2 separate regions of the Homo sapiens genome follow, and region 2 is linked to region 1. Evidence: chromatin loops called from intact Hi-C (ENCODE). Cell type or tissue: sigmoid colon. All regions are shown on one strand. Links, peaks and the distances in the headings refer to the core of each region. The heading gives the core; the rest is flanking DNA.

Evidence for each region. Hi-C counts contacts between places; a loop is a spot of excess contacts. Peaks named below come from ENCODE experiments on the same cell type or tissue, not always from the same donor. Only the 100,000 strongest peaks of a DNase experiment are listed, where the experiment ranks them.
Region 2: a loop joins it to region 1, with 3.0 times the contacts of the local background. A loop is called at or near these places in 1 of 110 quality-filtered maps.

What each region holds. Positions count from the first base shown.
Region 1 is chr11:11,033,876-11,039,252 of GRCh38, reverse strand. No RefSeq gene overlaps it. Among named protein-coding and RNA genes, the nearest start is that of LINC02752, 79 kb to the left of the region's middle. RefSeq lists enhancers at 1,409-1,909, 1,910-2,410. In sigmoid colon, for the core only: CTCF peaks have their summits at 2,061 and 2,262 (motif pointing left); DNase peaks (open chromatin) are centred at 682 and 2,212.
Region 2 is chr11:11,565,067-11,570,443 of GRCh38, reverse strand. The region is part of intron 1 of GALNT18 (polypeptide N-acetylgalactosaminyltransferase 18); the gene reads left to right. GALNT18-AS1 (GALNT18 antisense RNA 1) reads right to left here and starts at 479. Exons shown (of 2, transcript XR_007062595.1): 1 at 247-479. RefSeq lists enhancers at 1-140, 2,393-2,442. In sigmoid colon, for the core only: no CTCF peak of the experiment used is centred there; DNase peaks (open chromatin) are centred at 373 and 2,413; H3K27ac peaks cover 469 bases.

The sequences.
Region 1 (5,377 bases), core at 202-5,201:
AAGAGCCCTTCACAGTTTCAAAAACAACCGCCAGCTCCCCTCCTCTTCCCTGCTTCCAGACCAATGTTTCGCAGCCCAAATAGTCCCAGTCCTGCATCAGTCAGCATGACATGGCTTCATATCTTTGCATCTTTCTTCTCTGAATATGTTCCAATTTGCCCAAATCCCCTTAAACATGTGAGGCCCAGAAGTGGACATGGATTTTCAGATCTGGACTGATGGGCTGACCAAAGCAAAGCCTGCAGGGATTATCTTCCCCTTTGATCTGGAATCGAAGCTGACGGTAGCACAATTTAGGATAGATTCATTAGCTTTGCTGACAGCCACAACACATAGCTGGCTCATAATGAGTGTTCACTCAGCTAAAGCTCCCCAGAGCTTTGCACCCTGGCCTCTGCTAAGCCAGCTTTCCTCGTCCTACACTTGAGCAATTTGTTGTTTGGAGCCTTCATTCAGGATTTTCTCATTATTGATTTCAGTTCCACTCAACAAACACCTGCTGAGCTAGGCACAAGCGCAGGTTGCTGGGGAGCTGGGAGGCGCAGGCACCATTGAGCTCTGCACTGCTATTTTCTACCCCTAGCCCTGCTCAGAGTTCCTCTGGGCTCCCCTGCATCCCCGCTCTGAGGGCCTGGCACACACTGCACTCTTCTCCCAACAGTTCCTTTTGCCTTCCTCAAGAGCAGAGCCACACCTTGAAAATTGCCAGGTCCCTGGAGTAGTTTTTGAGTGACCAGAGCTGTGCCAAGCAGGGTATTTTTGTTAGTGAGTGAGCAGCTGCCCAGAACATTTCAGGAGATGATTTACTCCTTCTCTCAGAGCTGCTTATACCAGAGCTCTCTGTTCCTATCACAGCCTGTACCTCCCATGAAAACCCTGTCACAGTTTCTGATCTGAGAGGAGCCTGTTTGCCTGAAGGAAGAAAAATTCTCTGTTTCTTTCTGCCAGGTTTTCTCGCTTGTCCAGGATGTGTCCCCCTGGCCTGGAAATGGGGGTGGAAGTGTAGGGGCTATTAGCTGACCCCAGCCTGGATCCTGCCCAGCAGTTTGTCTGCAGCTGGAGGGGCCATGTCCTTGGCCCCTACCCTCTGACAAGCTGATAGTGCCTGGGCTTAGTTATGAAGCATTCAACCCCATGAGGCCGGGAGACCGTAGGATAATTCTGGCCCTTTCCAATTCCTTGACCCAAAGCTTGCATTTTAGCTAAAATGTCTTGCAACTTGGTTTGGTGCAAATGGTGGCTGCATGGTATTGTGACAAGAGCTCTAAGCTGGGAGCCAGAGACCTGGGTCTGGGTTCAAACTCTACCACTCACCAGCTATGTGACCTGGGTCTGGGCCTCAGTTTCCTCATCTGCCACAAGAGGGCTGACATATAGACTCTCCAAAGGCTCTTAACGTTGCAGTATTATCTAGTAGTGTGGGTTGTGAGCATGGCTAAGGAGCCAGAGTGCCTGGGTTCACCCCAGCTGTGGCATTTACCAGCTGAGTGACCTGAGGCAAGTTACTTAGGTTATTTAAACCTTACTTCCCTCATCTGTCCATGGGGATAATACTAGTACTTACCTCCTAGGATTCTTATGAGGATTAAAGAAGCACAAAAGTGCTTACAGTGGTGCCAGGCACATAGTAAATGTGCAATAGCTGTGGTAGTGTTCTTGTTTTTATCACTAAGTACCAAGCTGAGTCTAGCCTTAGCTATCAGGGATGGGGCTTCCTGTAGAAGCAGCTGTACTGGCAGCATTGTGTCTTCCTTCATCCTGACAGAGTCTGTGAAGTCAGTTACTACAACAGGAAAACCAGTGACCTCAGAACCAAAGTTCACTTGAAGCCCCCTCCAGCCCCAGCCTCAGCCCAGCCCAGCCCTGGACCTAGCCCAGGCCTGAGGCTTCCCAACCAGGCCCAGCCCCAAACTCCCTCCCTCCCAAGCTCAGGCAGACCCCTGGGCCTGACGGGTGGGTTAGCACACTTGGGCCCCCAAGTCCCGAATCACCAGGCGATTAAACTTGCCTTTTATTGTGGTCCTGAGGATTATAAACAAGCAGGCCTGACATACGGGTCATTCCTGAGACTCCTGCTTCATTGGCTTTAAGGCCCCCTTGGCGGTAAAGAATTTCAAAGCTGCTAACACCATAGTATATTAAAGTGGAATAAATTCCTCTGAATGGTCCTCAGGTGAGAACCAGTGCTGAGCAAATACCTCCTGGTTTCCTCTTGTAGAACCCAAGACTGACCCCTGGTGGTCTGTAAGACCTGCTGAAGCCCAGACTTCACCATGGTCATCCTTGAGAACCTTCTGTGTCTGAATCTGGTGTTCTCTCTTTCTCTCTCTCTCTCTCTCTCTCTTTCTCTCTCTCTCATCTATTAGAACTCTCTCTTTCTTTGTTCTATCAAAGAAAAGACAGAAGTCATTTCCTGAGTCCCTTGGGGGTGGGAATGGCATTGGAGGGAAAGCTTCAAAGCCAGTGCTCAAAGTAGAGTGGCAGAATATACCGTCCTGCCCTCACCCTCTGCACAGACATCAGAGTCCCACTTCTGGCACATAGCCAGGCAACCATCACTGGGCTCATGCTGCACACCCTGCTTTAAGGCCAGGACCAAAGAGCTTGGTCCCAGGCTGTGTCTACACAACCTATGCCTTCAGGGCCAGTGTCTAGACAACCTGCATCTCAATAATCCAATCTGCATACCATGCTTTTGTAACTCCTGTATGTGAAGTTCATATCTCTACAATCCAATTTCTGTACACTGTATGTCTCTTTAACATTTGTCTCTACAATGTATCTGTACACTCCATGTCTGTACAACTCCCCTGTACATAATCCTGTCCTGGGAAGCACATATCCACACAACACACTCATGCTGTCACATGGGTTTCTGCACACAACATGTCAGGGCAGAGAATGGATGACCAACCAGGAGGAGTTTTGCTTGTGGCTCATTTTGAAAAGAACGCCTTCCTCCTCAATTCATACTCCAGGATGGTGACCGCAAAAGCCATCTGGATTGTTCCTCCAGAAATGGCTCATTTATCTCAGGACTTCATAAAGAAAAGAAAAAGTTAAATGAGAAGAGCTAAAAACCTTACTGAGAAATGGCATGAAAAAGAGATTCTCTGTTATGTTTTTGAGGTAATCAAATTCACTATATTTTACTTGTAAAATAAACTTTGAAAAAAAACCTATCTCCAGCTATGCTTCTCTTTTAAAGTAGTTCACACTGTCCGTTTCTACTAATTGAGTTAATTAGCACAGTATCAGTGATGTCATCATCACAAAGGTTAAGGTTAAGGTTAAGAAGGTTAAGGTTAAGGTTAGGTAAGGTGAAGATCAAATTTCTGCAGAAAATATAGTTCACAACTTTAAACAAGATAAAAAAAGACTGTTTTCTCCAAAAAAAATGAAATATTCTTCATTACAACAAATATATTGCAATAAATGTTTCCTATAACAATTTTAGAGTCTTGAGCTTAAAACTATTATTTAAAAATTAAACTTTAAAAATGTTTAATATTAAGGGAAGGCTCTTTGTCCATTAATAAACAGACTTAGAAACTCAATTTTATGATGACAAGATATAGAATAAGCATAGATTTCACTTAAATGTTAAGGCACAAACTATCTAAATAGTTGCTAAGATTTTAGCCATCTAATCTTGTTTCTCAGTGGAATGCTGCTGGCATTTGGGGTTAAGAATATTCTCACCATGTGTCAGGTTGTCCCAGGCACTGCGGGATATTTAGCATTCTTGGTCCTGTCCACTGAGTACCAAAGACATCCCCCAGTCAGTGTGACAACCATAACCACTCCCAGACATTTTCAAACACACCCCCATGGGGTGGTACTGACCCCAATTAAGAAGTGCTGGTCTCACATGGACACAGGAAGGGGAACATCACACTCTGGGGACTGTTGTGGGGTGGGGGGAGGGGGGAGGGATAGCATTAGGAGTTATACCTAATGCTAAATGACGAGTTAATGGGTGCAGCACACCAGCATGGCACATGTATACATATGTAACTAACCTGCACATTGTGCACATGTACCCTAAAACTTAAAGTATAATAATAAAAAATTAAAAAAAAAAAAAAAAGAAGTGCTGGTCTCAACAAAACTTAATTGCTTATCCAGGACTCTACATTCTCAAAGCAGGGGTGGACAGCTCTTTAAGTTTTCCTCGAGGTTTTTGTTAAAAACCCGTAGGCTTTGGCTTTAACTTATTTTTTATTGAAACTTTTATTGAGATGATTATAAAGTCACATGCAGTTATAAGAAATAATACAGAGGGAGTCTTTGTACATTATGTCCAGCTTCCCCATGGTAACAAAATGTTTGTTTTGTTTTGCAAGACTATAGTACAATATCACTGATTGACACTGACACAATCCACACATCTTATCCTGATTTCCTACTTTACCTGTACGGATTTGTGTGTGTTTGTGGGGTGGGGGGTGTTTCACACATTGTTATCACCTGTGTTACGCTCATGCCTCCACCACACAGTGAAGACATTTCAACACCACCAGGATCCCTCATCTGACCTTTCATAATCACACCTATCTTCCTCCCACGCCAACCGCCTTCCCCTAGGTCCTAACCCTGGGCAACCACCAGTCTGTCTCCCAATTCTAAAATGCTCTCATTTCAAGAATGTTATATAAATGAAATCATGCAGTATGCAACCTCTTGGTATTAGCTTTTTCCATGCAGCAAAATTCCCTATAGATTGATCCAAATTGTTGCATATATGAGTACAGGTAGTTTGTTACTTTTACGGTTGAGTAGTATTCCATGATATGTACGTACCACAGATAGTTTAACCATTCAACTGTTGCAGGACATCTGGACTGATTCCAGTTTTTAGCTATTACAAATAAACCTGCTATAAATATCTGTGCACTGCTTACTGTAAATGTAAGCATTTCTCGGGGAGAAATGCCTGAACCTGTAATTGTTAGGTAGCATGGCAGTTGCATTTTTTTAAAAGAAACTGTTAAACTGTTTTCCAGAGCGGTTGTGCCATTATTTTGATATTATACATTCTGCCCATTTTCTTTTTTTTTTTTTTTTTCCCCCGAGACGGAGTCTCGCTCTGTCGCCCAGGCTGGAGTGCGGTGGCGCGATCTCCACTCACTGCAAGCTCCGCCCCCCAGGTTCGTGCCATTCTCCTGCCTCAGCCTCCCGAGTAGCTGGGACTACAGGCACCCGCCACCACGCCCGGCTAATTTTTTTGTATTTTTAGTAGAGACAGGGTTTCACCGTGTTAGCCAGGATGGTCTCGATCTCCTGACCTCGTGATCTGCCCGCCTCGGCCTCCGAAAGTGCTGGGATTACAGGCGTCAGCCACTGCGCTCGGTCCTTTTATGGTTGAGTAGTATTC
Region 2 (5,377 bases), core at 131-5,130, 530 kb before region 1:
GGCCGGATGAGGCTTGGGTCGTGCGCAGAGGCTAGATCATGTGAGGGCTGGTGGGCTAGCTGTAAGGAGAGGGAAGCAGATATGCACAGTGCAAGCCCAGCCAGGGCGTCTAAGAAGGGAGGAGACACAGGTCTGCAGTGCTATCAGGTTGTTCTGGCCACGGCATGGAGAACAGAGCGGGTGGAGGGCAAGAAAGGAAGCAGGCGACAAATTGGGAGGCTCTTGGGGTGGCCCATGGTGACTCACTTTAGCACGTTGAATCCCACACGGTGTGCTCAGCCCAGTGCTAAGCTCTCCAGGGCAAACCATGGTTCCTGAGATGGAGTTCTCTTTTCCAGCCAGTCCGGGGCTCCGCCTTCTGGACACTCCCAGCCTGGCTGAGCTCCCTCACGTCTCTGCTTGCAGAGGAAACAGGCTCTTTCTGTGTGTTTTCCCAGCCAGGAAAAGTCCAAGCCACACTCCCTCACTTCCTGAGTGGCCTGCTCTGCTTCTGTCCCTCTTTATAAATGTCCCCGAACCAAAGTTCTTCTCTTTCCTGAGCTTTTCCTGTCTCCATGGACTGGCCTCTCTCTCTGTTTCAGTTCCCTTTCTCCTATGGCTACCCCAAAGACCTCATGCCCTGTTTTGTGATCTCCATGTCTCATCTCTTCACTGCTTGCCTACTTACCAGCAACTTGGACGTAGGTCATAGTCAACCCTAGTCCTGCTCTGGGGTCCCATGGTTAGTGCTGGGTGGAAGAATGGATGGATTCCTGTCACATTGGGTATTGTTCAGCCATTTCAGGAAGGACAGTTTGCCCAGGCAGATGGGACATAGCCCTTGGTTTAGTGAACTTGGCCTTGTTCTCCTATGATAGAATATGGGTCCACTCAAACGAGGCTTTGGGAAACCAAAAGCTCCCAGCCCCTTGGGCAGAGGTTCCATGGTCTGCAAGCCCTCTGAGATCAGAATTTCTTAGAATTCCCAGAGGATGTGATAAACATGAGATGGTTTCCAGGACATGTTGGCTGTATTTAGTGATCTAAAAGTGTGAATCTCACTCCAAAGAACCTTTTTCCAGCTTGGGGTATTGGGGTGGGGGCAAGTGGTGGTCTTACCCAGATACTCAAGGCAGAAGATAAACCACAAGTAGAAAGCTAAAACATTGAGCTCACTTCCTTGATGGTGTCTCTGAACTGCTTTTTTTTTTTTTTTTCCCTTCAGCCTTCCAAAATCTAATAATCACCTTGGAGAAATAGAGGAAGCTGTTTTATAACTCTTGGTTGAGTTGTTGTGAATCTACCTTGTTACATTCTTGCTTGTCAGTCATTCACTACTGGGTGCCCTCTGGGTGTTAGTAAATCCTTGACTACAATGGCAAGGAAGTGGGTGGCCACAGAATATACAAGAAGTCAGGCATCAGGGAGGATCAGCATGTGTCAGATCTGGAAAGGCCCTCAGAGATCACCTGATCAGTGATTTTGAAATGCATTTAGCTATGGGATTCTTGGCTAAGCAACATCTTACCTAGAAACCGAATTTGTACAGTAGATCAAAACAGAGCCCATCTGGCAGAAGCAGGGGATGAGGTTATATTGGCCACAGGCTTCTTCTCATCTCAGCTATCGGCTAAGACATCTCCAAGGAAACCAATGCTGGGTTTGAAAACCACTGATCAGTTTAGACAGAGGGAATGACTTGTACTAGGTCACCCAGGCCCTTAGAGACTCCGTGGTTTTAAGGGGGTCACATGGCCCAGTGACTTAGCCTGAATCCAAATCCAGAACTCCAGACTCCTAGTCCAGTGCCCTCTCCTGTACATCTTGCTCTCTATCTTAGACAGTGAGTCTCCATTGGCTCTTGGTGTGGAGCCTCCCCAGGAGAGGAAAAGGGGGTGATTTTTACTCTGAGATCTCCAGTGGCGTTGCTGAAACATTAAACCTACCTTTTTCCCCCCTTAACCAGAGTCACTGGCAGGATGAGTCATGAACTAAGGGTGTTGCCGGGAAGATTCACTTCTTAAGGAGCCTAGGGTATAAATGGATGGAAAATGAGTTATGGTGAAATTGGAACTAGGCCTGGGCTTTGTTAGGTGGGTGATAGGAGCCACAGGACATAGGTGCAAAGAGCTGGCCAACTCCCCAGAGCTACCTGCTACTCCTGTATTGAAGGGTAATTAGTCAGTTGTCGCGAAGTCTGGCTGCATAACAAACAACCTCAACTCTCAGTGGCTTACAAAGCAACAGTTTCTTTCTTCCTTATGTCACCTGGGCTGTGCGTTGGCTGTGGTTCTGCTCCACATACTTTCTCGTTTTGTGATCTGCCTGTTTTATTGTGGTTGAGAACAGCAAGAGGCTGAGCCAAATTGTATAGTCACATTTACAACTTCTGTTCAGACCTGGCATCCTTCATGTCTGCTCACACTCTGTTGGCCAAAATCAGTCACGTGGCAATGCCTGGCAGTGGGGCCAGGCCTTTGTGAGTCACAAGGCAAGGGAGATGGGTTATATAGTTCTCTTAAAGACAGGGTGAGGGTGGTAACTGTTAACGAATGCATTGTACCAGAATGGGTGTTTTGGGGTGATTGGTGGAAGATATATAGGATGTTTATCTCCCTAGGTATATAGGATGTTTATCTCCCTAGGACATAGTCTTTGGAGACAGAAAGACTTTTTAAGAATTCTGGATCCTAAGTCTTGGAGACATTGAGAAAGTCAGATCCTTGATTCCCAAACAATGCCATGTATCCCTTGTGGGTAACTTCTGTTTGCATTTTTCTCCTCCATAAGAGGATATGCACCTGAGCTGGCTTGCAGAGGCAGTGATGGGCATCTCCTGGTGGGGCTGGCTGGGTTTGGGGCCCAGAGGGGCCCAAGAAGCACCGCTGACGAACAATGCTTTAAGACTATGCTTTTCAGGGAAGCAGGAGGGTAGGAGAGCTGGAATGGTCATTCCTACTACCCTCCCCTCACCACTTGCCAGAAATTGTATGTTTTGTACATTATGGTATTACTTTGACAGATGAAAAATCAAAACTGAATCTCCTTAAGATACCGAGCCTCCAAATGCCTCCACCTTCCCAGTGGAAATCAATGGATGCCTTCTTTAATGGAGGTGTTAGTATTTTTGATGGTATTGATTTCTAATAAGTCAAGAATCAGGAAATCCCACTCTATGGGATCATTAGAGATTTGGATCTAGGTTACTAGGAAAAGTGTTGCTGCTAACCTTTGTCAGCAGCTCCTGGCTCAGCAGAAACCTTCACATAAATCACCTATAGGCTTCCAGGTGGCCTTTGATCAGACAAATGCCACTTAAGGACTTGCTTTTGCTCCTGGCTGCTCTTGAGTCTACCTCCTGCAGGAAATTCCATACTGGCTGGCTGCTTGTTCTTCCATAGCTTCTGAGGCCCGAATGTCAAAAGGAAGCTGTCCTCCAGGCTGTTGGGTAAGGAGAGCAGGAATTCAGGCAAAAAGAGGCCTAAGCAGGATCCAGGAAGCTGCACTCATTTTCCCATTCAAATGACCTTCTCTGGTAGTGCACAACTAATCACGGAAGGTGGAACACGTAATCAAAATGTACTCACATCCACTCTGCAGAAAAACAAGCCGGTGCTAGGTCACTTCAGAGGGGTCTGAAGAATGGAAGGGGTTCAAAGTGGTCTGTTCATCAGGACCTTTTGTTCCTCTGAATTTTCTCAAATTTCTATTTTTTCCAAACTTTTTATTTCAAAAGATTTCAAGTTTACAAAAAAGTTGCAAGAATAATGCAAGGAACATCTGTATATCCTTCACCTAGACTCACCATTGTTAACATTTTGCCATATTTCTCTTATCTTTCTTTCTATATATACTTGTTATCTCCCTGAACCATTTGAGAATTAGTTACAGCCATTAAGCCCTCTAAGCACTTCTGCAGATCGAAGACACCTCTCAAGAAAGACATCTCCCAAGAGCAGAGATATTCTCCTGCAGAACCACAATGTATTTATCACACTCAGGGGAATTAATGTCAATACAATAGTGTTACTTACAATCCTCAGTCAGAGTTGCCTGCTGGTCCCAAGGATGTTCTTCATAGTGAGGCTTGGCTACTTGGGCCAAATCCTGCTCACTGCTTGTTTTCATAAATAAAGTTTTATTGGAGCACAGTCCCACTCATTGATTTACATATTGTCTCTGGTTGCTTCTGCACTACAGCTGCAGAGTTGAATATTTGGGAGAAAGGCTGTATATTCCTCAAAGTCTAAAATATTTTACTATTTGACTCTTTAAGAAAAAGTTTCCCAACCTGTGCATTAACGTTTGTGTAATCCAGTATCTAATCAAGGCTCATGCTTTGCATATGTTTTTAATTTAAAAAAATATATGTGATCCCTAACTTATGAACATTCTTTACATACAAATGACAACAGGTTTCCTATGTTCTGCATGCTCCATCCATATCTCTCATCAATTCCCTGTAAGGTCCCAGCTCTATGGAACTACCTAGTGACATGAGTATTTAGGTGCCATATCCTTGTTCTTTGTTCCTGCGGTTTCCTTTGCTCAAAACACTTCTCTACACTGTCTTAAAGATTTAGTGCAAGCACCATCTCTTGGAAACCTCCAAAACCTTTTTAACTTCCTGTTCTCAAGACCCCTTTACCCACCATCTGGTTGTCTAAGCTCCCAAGACCGACTGGATTTTCTGATGTTGTAGCACTGACCACACAAGTGCATTGATCTATTTTCTGTTAGTCTCACCCACTAGTTTGTGGAGGCCTTGAGGGCAGGGTCCATGTTTTATTCATCTGTGTCTCCTTGGTGCCTAATATAAGGTCCTAAAATGCTCAGCCATTGTTTACTGAATGAATGAATGGATTCCTCCATGGTGCAGGGGCTCCTCTCCTATTCTTAGGACCATCTTGTGGAATTTCCAGCCTCCTTTTTCTTCTGCTCCTTCCTTTCCCAGTGCTTGCATTTGGGGCACTTACCCTCATGCTTAGAGGCCTTAGATCAATCTAATGCAGGAACCAAAATGAGAGATGGAAGAAAGCAGGGTGGACTACTGAAGCCACAGGCATACCAGAACCCTTCCCACCACTGCTCCTCTGCCACCGCCAGTCCTGTTCCAGCCCTTCACCACTCTTTTCCAGACTGTGGTAATCATTTGGTGATTGCTTAGAGTTGGGGATCCCAGCCACCCCTATGTGGCAGGTAGCATTAGCAGGCGACAGAAGGAGCACTGAGTGTGCTGAGCATCATCTCACTTGACCCTTATAGACCTCTGGGAACAGGGCACTGTCCCCATGCTCCAGATGAGGCAGTGGAGGCAAACAGTGATGGTCTTATGGTTAGGAAGTGTCAGAACCAGTGTACATACTGGGAGCTGGTGGTTCCACAGCCCCTTTCCAGT